2 separate regions of the Mus musculus genome follow, and region 1 is linked to region 2. The links are chromatin loops, found by intact Hi-C in ENCODE. Cell type or tissue: gastrocnemius. All regions are shown on one strand. Links, peaks and the distances in the headings refer to the core of each region. The heading gives the core; the rest is flanking DNA.

Region 1 (4,914 bases), core at 1,473-3,972, 66 kb before region 2:
TATAGACATTAAATAAACTCAGTGGCATTCAGCATTAAAATTCATTTGTTATTCATCCTACAAAAGGTATTTTTCTAGTTGAGTCATGGTTGATCCAGCTGAATGGACAAGTACCCAAGACCATAGTTTTGTATATAACTCAAGAATTTTTCCTAAAATACCAGCACCTGTCACTGAACCACTAGTCCCTAAATTCTAATCAGTGACATAGCCATGGAGTACAGGCCTGGGAAATTCTTAGGAGCCACATTAGAGCCATGCAGAATATTTCTTTCTATTGTATCACACCCTTGATAGACCCTCATCACTACACAGGACAAGAATGAGTCCTCAGGGACAGGGACACCGAGGGCATGGTCAACACCCGAGGACAGGTACACAGGAAGGGCTTGCCTGGACTGTAGCTTGGTTCCAAATGTTCCAAGAAGGGAAAACTGTAGAAATTCATAGGGATGCCTCTCTAGACAGAGAAGAAAGAAAGAGACAACAATACAAGAAGAAGAAGAAGAAGTTTCTGTGGTCCCTGTCAAGTATGGGTGAAACACTCAGACAGAAAGAAAATCCAGCAGGAAGAAGCTCTAGAGCTGACATAGTAGTCACTGAGAACCCTGTGGATAGAATGGGTGCAACAGGCAGAACATTCTACCAGGATTAGCAGAAGACGCACTTCTCCAAGTCTACAGGTTTTCCAGGATAGACTTAACAAGTCTAGCAAGACTGAGAACATATCAAACATTTCCCTAAGTACAGTAAAATTGAACTAAAGGCCGTTAAGGAAATTAAGAGAATTCACAGAAAATGAGAAAAATAAAATAATTCACAGAAACATGGAAAATAAACAATGATCTCTTAAACAACCACTGTGTTTAATCAACCATTCAAAGGTAATACCAATATTCTTAAACTATTCAACAAAATAGAAGGGAACATCCCCTTCTCAGAGATAGTATCTCACAATGTAGCCCTAGTTTGTCTGGAACTCACTATGTAGACCAACCCGCACTCAGTCATGTGACAGTCTTCTTGCCTCTGTCTCCCAAATGGCACAAATTATTCTCTGAGGTTATCATTGCTGTCGTCATAAAATAAAGATAGCACAAAAAATTAAGACCATGATAAACATGGGTGAAAATATCACGAACAGAATACTAGCAAACCACATGTAATACTGCATCAAAAAGACTGCTTGCCATTACCAAGTAGTATATACCTTTAAGATGCAAGGATGGCTCAGCACACGAAGTTATCCAATGTGCTACACCACACAGAAAATAAAAGGAAGACTAAAATCTGCAAGGTCTGATAGACATAGAACAATCACAAAAATCCAACAATTTTTAATGACAAAAGCTCCCATAATTTCGGACCAGAAGGAATTTACCTCCACACAATAATGGCCCCTGTGGTAAGCCTCATGACATCATAAGGATAAGGTCAAAGACAAAACAAGATGCTCATTCTGCCACTTCTATTCACAGGATTGTAGGAGTCCTAGACAGATTACTTAGACAAAAAGGTATGAAAGGTCTGCAAACTAGAAAGGAAGACATGAGATCATCTAGGCAGACGAGCCAATATAGAAAGCAGAAAAACCACAGAGAAAAAAATACTAAAAGTGATCAATGAATTTATTACAATCTCAGGATATGAGAGAAACACAGCACCATCAATGAACTAATACAAAAGAAATTAAGAAAACAATCCCATTTACAATACCAGCCAAAGGGATAAAATCCTTAGGAATCAACTCAACCAAGAAGTTAAGGCTTTAAAACACTAAATAATGAAATAAAAGACACGGTTATACATAAAGAGATCTCATGTTCAGAAATTGAAAAAAAATATAAGTGTTACAATGTCAATAATACACAACTGATCTTGAGAGTCAGTGCAATCTTTGAAAAACATCATAATGGAAATCCAATTGAAACATAAAAAGAGAAACTGTAAATTTGTATGGAAAAAAAAAAAGACCTTGAGTACACAGGAGAATTTGAACAAGAATAAAGTTGGAGGCATTATACCTCCCAATTCAAGTGTATTAAAAGCCTGTAATAGTCAAAACCACATGGTACTGCTCTAAAAGTAGACATGTGGATGGTGGGGTGGGTTGAAAGCCCAGACAGAGCAATACAGATCAAGTCACATGATCCTTTCCAAGGCTGCCAGAAGACCTGATGAGGAAAAGGCAGTCCCTCTAACAAATGGTGTTGCAAGGCTGGATAGTCATAGCCAAAGAAAGAAAATGGACTTAATCTTACCTTACACATTCAAATCTTGCCCCAGATATTAAGATGCAAGCCACATACTTGACAAAGGATAAAAACAGATTAAGTTATCAAATATAAGTCCTGAGAATTTAAAGTTTTGTTTTTTTCAAAGAGAACATAAGGGAAACTCTTCTTGCCTTCGGTCTTGGAGATGCTTCTTGGCTGTGATCCCAGAGCATTGACAAGACGGACTTCATCAAACTAAGATGCTTCCATAGAGAAAGAAAAGCCAGTGGGATGGAAGGTAGCTGGCAGGACGGGGGACAAGGTTTGCAAACCATACAAATGGGCTAATTTTCAAAATCTGTAAAATATATCTAATTCATTAGCAAAAGCCCACTGCACAATCTATTAAAAATGGGCAAAGAACTGAACAGACATTTCTCAGAGACAATGTAGAAATCCCCAGCAGGTATATGGGAAGGGCTTAGCATGCTTACTATCTAAGAGCTGCAAACCAAAACCACAAGGTGTCACTGCGCGCCTGTCAGTTAGGGAGCTGTCATCTACACACCCAAGGATGACAACTGATCCCAAGATGAGGAGAAAATAACATTTTGTTTGGTCACTATGGAAAAACACCATAGAGGCTCCTAGACAGGAGTAACCTGGGCAGCCATATGGCACCCAGTTACATTTTTTTTTTTTAATGAAATGGGAGTAATCACTCTCTGATGTAAGACAGGCATGGTAACTCATGCCTGTAATCTCAGTAATAGTGAAGCTGAGGCAGGAGGATTAATGAGAGTTCCAGGCCATCTGGTGCCACTACACTGTGAGTGTGGGATAGTGTGGGCTACAACTTATCTCAAAAAAAAAAAAAAAAAGAGTGAAAGGGACTTGACACACACCATCTGCTATACACCTGGGGTTATATAGAAGGCACTCACTATTGAGCTATATAGATCTTTGTACAATACAGAGAAATCAGACATCAGTGTGTAAAAGCATAGGCCACTGATTGCCCCTCATCCCTTTGGGCAAAAACAGCTCTACTGAGAAAATCTACCCACATGTCATATGATTCATCTATTAAAGTATACACTCCAGAGGTTGTTGGTTGCTGATTGCTGGCATGTTACACTGTTTTTTTTTTTTCTTTTTTCTTTAGGGAAATTTTAAATAAACTGTGTCATTTTAAGCAAACAATTTAATGACATTCAAACAGACTTCTTCAGAGAGCTGCATGCCATCCTTGTACAGAGACCATGGTAAGCTTTTCTGTGTCACTCTCTTTAGTTTATGTGCTGGGGAAGCAAGTGCTTGGTCTCTGGCAACGTCAAAGATGAAGCTAAAGGGAGCGAAAGCATTTGCAGCCATTTGCAAACTGGATGTCAATCAGCAAAGTCTCACCTCTTTAACCCCAGTCTCACACTTCATAGGCTATCAGTCAGGATGGGTGGGAGATTTAGATCTGGTGTTCTGAGATAGGGCCTTTTCATGTAGCAAGGCTGACCCCAAAATATCTCTCTCTCTCTCTCTCTTTCTCTCTCTCTCTCTCTAAAGATTTATTTTTAATTGTTCAATGTATATGAGTGCTCTATCTGCATGTACACCTGCATGCCAGAAGAGCATTACATTACAGATGGTTGTGAGCCACCATGTGGTTGCTTGGAATTGAACTCAGGACCTCTAGAAGAGCAGGCAGTCTTATCCACTGAGTCATCTCTACAGCCCCTCACCTCAAACTCTTTATTTTGCTTGTGTCCACAAAGTGCCATGGTTATAGAAATATGCTTCAACACCTGGCTAGATAGTAGGCTTATGTATAAAACATAAACCTATGAGATGTTAGAATAAAATATTTGGGGCATAGGTCTTTGTGACCTTGATAATAAAACCAATACATTAAACATTATCAAAGTTAAAGCTCCATGAAAGATCCTGAGGCATAAAAGTATTTATTATATATTTCCAAACAGCTACACAAAAGGATTTTGAATATTTTTCAAACAGAAATGACAAATGTTTGGGGTAATGGATATGATGATAAGTGTGATTTGTTCATATTATACATTGCACACACTTATCAAATGCAATGCTGAGACCTACAAATATGCAAGTATATATTAAACATATAAAATATAAATATATATTAATATATATTAAGGTAAAGAGAGAAGTTATAGGCTGAGACAGACTTACAAACCACATACTTGACAAAAGAATTTAGTCAAATTTATAGTGAACTCCTGAAATCCAACACTAAAGACAGATGATCAATTAGGGCATGGGCAAAGGAGAAGAACTATCCCTACTCTGTGTTGGACACATCTACATGTGTTGATGCTCAGGGCCTTTGCTTCTTTGGCTAGTTCTGTCCTTACTCCTTACATCAGAAACCACTCAAAAGCCCTGCCCACAGCCGTCCCTCTCCTGACTTCCTGACCAGCCCCTGTGCTTCCCTGGGTGGCCCCCTGTGACATGGCATGACATGCCCCCTTCTCCCAGGAACTGTGAACAACTGTCCACTTCTCCCTCCCTTCCCTATTTCCTTACAGTAGCAGGAATCAATTGCAGGGATTTTCTATGCTAGACAAGTGCTGAGTCACACCCTCAGCCTTCTCTTTACTTTTTGAAAGGTGGAGAAAGGGCTTCTCATTAAGTTCCAAGCTTAGCCTTGCACCCACTCTGTAGTCTAGGC
Region 2 (4,914 bases), core at 876-3,375:
GCCTTCAAGGGTATTACAGACATGCCCCTGCTGAAACACTGCCTTCCTTGGGCACTCTTGACATTCTGCGTTCACCCAGACTTCCTGCATCTTCACTGCAGAGCTCAGCTGGGGCTTCCTGTTTTCATGAACACACTCCTCACTGCTTCCCTTGCTAAAGGCCTGAGACAGCATGCAGAGTAGAGGGAAGGCTACAGAGTCACCCTCAGCTCTAATGCCTCTCTGAAGCTCTGCATTGTCAACATCTAACTTGCCTGACATTTCCACATATGTCATACCATATCTGCCTAGCTAAATCTCTGACTTACGACTCCACAGGCTGAAATTAGTTCCTCTTCCCTTCTCAGTCTCATGGATGGCAATAGCAGCTACCCTCATAGGTTCAAAAGATGCCCTTCTGATTTACAAAAAGGTCATTTCGTTACTTTCTAAAGCACACAGCTCCGATTAAAAACGACTTGGAAACTTTTCTTTTCCTATCTAATCTGGGGATTTTTCTGTTTTTCAAAATGTCTGTTTGTATACTTCATCTACTGTGTTAGTTTCTTTTCTTGTGGTAAAATGTCTGACTAAAGCAAGTTAAGGGTGGAGGTGCTTGCTTTGGCTCTCAGTTTGAAGGGATTCAGTCCATTAGAACTGAGACGTATGCTGGTGGGAACATAATACAGCTGGTCACTTTGCATCTACAGTCAAGAAACAGGAGGAGAAATGCGGGTGCTGTTTCTCTTCTTTGTTTTCAACAGTCTGGAAGCCTGGCCTATGGGATAGTGTCAACCATACTCAGGATGTGTCTTCTCCCATCAGTTAAATCTCCCTGGAATGTTCTCGTGAACATCCCTAGAAGTGAGTGTACAAGGAGATCCTAGATCAAGTCGAGCTGACAGGGAAGACTGACCACCGTTGGGCTCTTCTGGGCTCCTATTAACTTGGAATTCCCATCTTTCACTTAACTTGATTTCTAAGAGAGCCCTTAATCTGAGATTATTAATTCTGAAATGACTCTATCACATGTTCTCTTAAATCTTTCTTTTAGAAGTCCCTCCTATCTTAGCTTCCCTGGATTAAGCTCTCAGGCCTGTCTTCCATGGGTAAGCCTTTATTTTTAACAGTTTGATGTGGTTTGGTATCACTCCAGTTCTGCTTTCCTTTATCTATAAGCTTTCCCCTATATAGGAAGTTTCTAAAGTTTCCATTTAAAATCTGTATTGATTTGTGGCTATGTTTTAATATATATTAAGCTCCTGCCACACTAAGGTCTGTCTCCCAGCTCCCTCTGCCTATTTGTCTGTAATTGCCTCAAGACCACATTTTTTTTTAATTACTGTGTATTTGTGGTATACTTAATGTCTATCAAAGCAAGCTCTTCTTTCATGGGCTGCCAGTTGTTCCTTTAAAGAGATTATTGCACTAAGCAGAGAGCAAGTGGCAATCTCAACCACATATTTAAACGTAAAGTAGTTGCTTGTTTTTTGTTTTTTGTTTTTAAATCAGTCATTCTTAGTATACTATGGGGGTAAATTGGTAAATGATTGATTCATGTATCTAACAAATATAACTAAATATATGATACTTATTGCCAGCATTGCTCTAGATGCCGGAGCCTGAGTAGGATCAAAGATCCTGATCCTCTTCTATGAACTTATACTTGAATGACAGGAACTAGGGACCACTCTATGCCTGACCTCTCCCTAGCTCAGTGTCAGGGTGAAAGCCCAGAGGCCCCCCCTCTGGCTCCTGGAGGGAATAAATGTTTACAGAGGACAGAGCCACCCCTAAGCTGCAGGTGAACAATAAGTAACAATGAGCACCTCTCCTGGCTTTTATAAGAAACCCAGACACACAAGTTAATTTACTGAAGATTTAATTTTGTAAAAAGTCAATGCATTTAGCTTAAGTGAAATAGCAGGTCATTTCCTTTTCTCTCTCTAGTCACTGGTCGAACTGCGAATAAAGATCTATGGAAATGAAAGCAAAGTTATTGCTGCTATGAATCTTCTAAACAATAAAATCTACTTATTTTCATTATGTTTAGCATTGAAAATGAAACTGTCTTATAAAAGACCAACTTGGGAGTAAAGGAGATTTAGATAAATGCAGAGCTCCTGCTCCTCCCAGGTGGAGAGCTGACAAGGCAGAGACTTGGTACAGAGAAATGGCTCCTTGGCTAGCTTCTCTCAGCCATACGGTGACCATATGGTGGTGGAAGTCCTATTCACTAGATCTTTCCTCTGAGCCTCTTCCAGCCCCTGAGTAACCAGATGGTGGCCTACTCCTTCTTCACTAGGTAGCCCCTTTCTCAGCTTCTCCCAGCCACACAATGACCATATGATGGCCAAGGTCCTAATTCACTAACCCTCCCTTCCTTAACCTCTCCTACTTAGTGACCATTTGGTGGTAGAGGCCTTCATTCACTAGCCCATCCCCAGACCTCTCCCAGTCCAAAGGTGACCACATGGTGGTTGGATCCTCATCCACCCAACTCCTTTTGTGGGAAAGCTGAGTCTCCCTGAACATCTATGGACTGTGCTTTCAGTTTTCTCAAAACCAGTCCTAGCAAGCCCCCTTCCGATGTCCTCACCAGCCATAGCCACTGAAGACACACAGCTGGCTGGAAGGAGGGCATGCTCCCAAGAGTTGGGGATGAGAAAAATCAGAGCTGTTAGGTTGGAAGGAGAGCCTGGCTGATATGCTCAGAATTTCTTTCAGTAGTAGCTAGTGTTTATAGGGTAGCAATTAGCACCTAGTACACACGTTCCTGGGGACAGCAGGCCCCATGATATGAGACTCAGTACAGAAGCACATCCCCCTTTTTGGAAAGTTTGACAAATGTCACTTTAGCTCTATTTACAAAGGGTATTAGGAACACAGTCCCCTGTGAGACTTTATTTCCTAGTCCTTACTCAGTAGTGTTTACTTCAGTAGGCAAAGGAGCACAATATCTAACTCCTCAGAGAACAAGGGATAACATCACTTGTCACATATCCTCTCTCAAATATAGTGTACTCATTCTTTCTTGAATATTGGCTGCTGGATAACTGCTTTAACTGTCTGAAGTCTTGAAGGCCTCATGACAAATCTGTGAAGATGGTACAATAGCCTTACTTTACAGAAGATTCAGCTGAGGCTTGGAGATCTGGATCCAGAATCAGCAATTTTCAACCATACTTACCATAGACAAGTCTACAATATCCAAGGCTCTCCGGAGAAGCAGCAGTATCATCAGTCTGTCTGTCTCTGTCTCTGTCTCTGTCTCTGTCTCTGTCTCTGTCTCTCTCTCTCTCTCTCTCTCTCTCTGTGTGTGTGTATGTGTGTGTGTATCTACCTATCTACTTAGTTTAAGGAAATAGCTCACATACATATGAAAACAATCAAGATCAAAATATGAAGGGCAGATTGTGAGTTTCCCATGGAACAGCTGAAGATATAGCCTGAATTTGAAGCCACTATAAGGCAGATTCCATTTTGCTTTGGGAGACCTGTTTTTGTGTGTGTGTTTGTCACAGAATATTTAGTTAATTGATTGGCTGAAGCCTACCCAATTGAGCCTTACTCAAAATGTACTGATCTAAATTTCAATCACTTATTTAAGAAACCAAAGCAACTTTTATAACTATATTCAGATGTTTCTGACCAAATGGCTTGGTATTAAAGCCTAATTAATTTGACACATAAAAGAACTGAAACAGAAAAATCATGGCCATAATCAAAAATACCACAATGTAACAAAATGAGAATTAAGGTAAGAAGTAAGCCCCCAAGTTTATGATGAACCACCATTTTTTATATCACTTACACTTTCTATGCTATTCCTAATATAGAAATTTCTGTTTTATATTTGGATTTAGATAGTGATTTTTTTCAAAGATTACTCCTACATACACATGAAAAAGAAAAGATATAATCAATGTCAATGTGTAAAGACTTCAGAGAAGTTTGATCCAAGGTACATCATAGGAAACTTGATCTTCTTGGAATCCTATATATGACCTCAGGAGCTGATAGGTGACTGTTGAATGTTTTCTAAGACAGTGTGCTATCTGGTAATTAATGTCAACTTGACACAGGTTAGAATCATTTGGAAAAAAATGTCCTACCAGGCTGTCCTGTGGGCAAGCCTGTAGTGCATTTTCTCAATTGATGATTGATGTGGGAGATCCTAGCTCACTGTGGGTAGTGCCACCCTAGGCCGGTGGTCCTAGATGCTGTAAGAAAGCAGGATGAGAAAGCCATGGGGTGCAAGCTAGTAAACAACATTTCTCCATGGCCTCTGCATCAGTTCTTACCCTTACTTCCTTCTGTGATAGGCTGTAATGGGGGAGACTAAGTGAAATAAACCCTCTCCTCCCCAAGTTGGTTTTGGTCATGGTGTTTTACCACATAGCATTAGAAACCCCATGACAGACAATATTTCAAACTACCAACACTCTCCAGTAAGCTAGGTGATAGTGGCAATTCCTTTTTTTTTATTCTTGTCTGTGTTACAAAATGGAACAGAGATCCCAGTTCTTGTAGGATATCTCCCATCTTGGATTCCACTCAGACACTGATTCTCACTGGAAGCATACAAGTTCTTGCTTCATCATCATGCCTATGTCCTGTTGCTGTGTCTGTGTTATTTTCACTTCTAATGCCTTCTCTCTTGACTGTAAAGTCAAGAATAATGCTCCTGAAGATCTTTCCCACAAGCAAAGGACTCATACAAGGGAATGGTACCACGTAGTCTGCACATGCACAGCCGAGCTGGCCACTCATGAATATCTCCTGGACTTTAGTGTGGATTCAGTGAAACTCAAGGGGTAGTAGAGTGTCATCATTGAATCAGTAAATTATGACATTGAGTTTATTACTATTCTTGTATGTTACTCCTTAAAACTATAGACTTTTCCAAGGCAGCCTGATACCCAGTAACAAAGT

What was found. A loop is a pair of places that touch in the nucleus more often than their neighbours do. Peaks named below come from ENCODE experiments on the same cell type or tissue, not always from the same donor. Only the 100,000 strongest peaks of a DNase experiment are listed, where the experiment ranks them.
Region 1: a loop joins it to region 2, with 4 times the contacts of the local background. A loop is called at or near these places in 1 of 42 quality-filtered maps.

What each region holds. Positions count from the first base shown.
Region 1 is chr7:63,584,537-63,589,450 of GRCm38, reverse strand. All of the region lies in intron 1 of Otud7a (OTU domain containing 7A), which reads right to left. Among named protein-coding and RNA genes, the nearest start is that of Otud7a, 140 kb to the right of the region's middle. In gastrocnemius, for the core only: no CTCF peak of the experiment used is centred there; a DNase peak (open chromatin) is centred at 2,745.
Region 2 is chr7:63,517,803-63,522,716 of GRCm38, reverse strand. The region is part of intron 1 of Otud7a (OTU domain containing 7A); the gene reads right to left. Among named protein-coding and RNA genes, the nearest start is that of Otud7a, 75 kb to the right of the region's middle. In gastrocnemius, for the core only: no CTCF peak of the experiment used is centred there; a DNase peak (open chromatin) is centred at 2,209.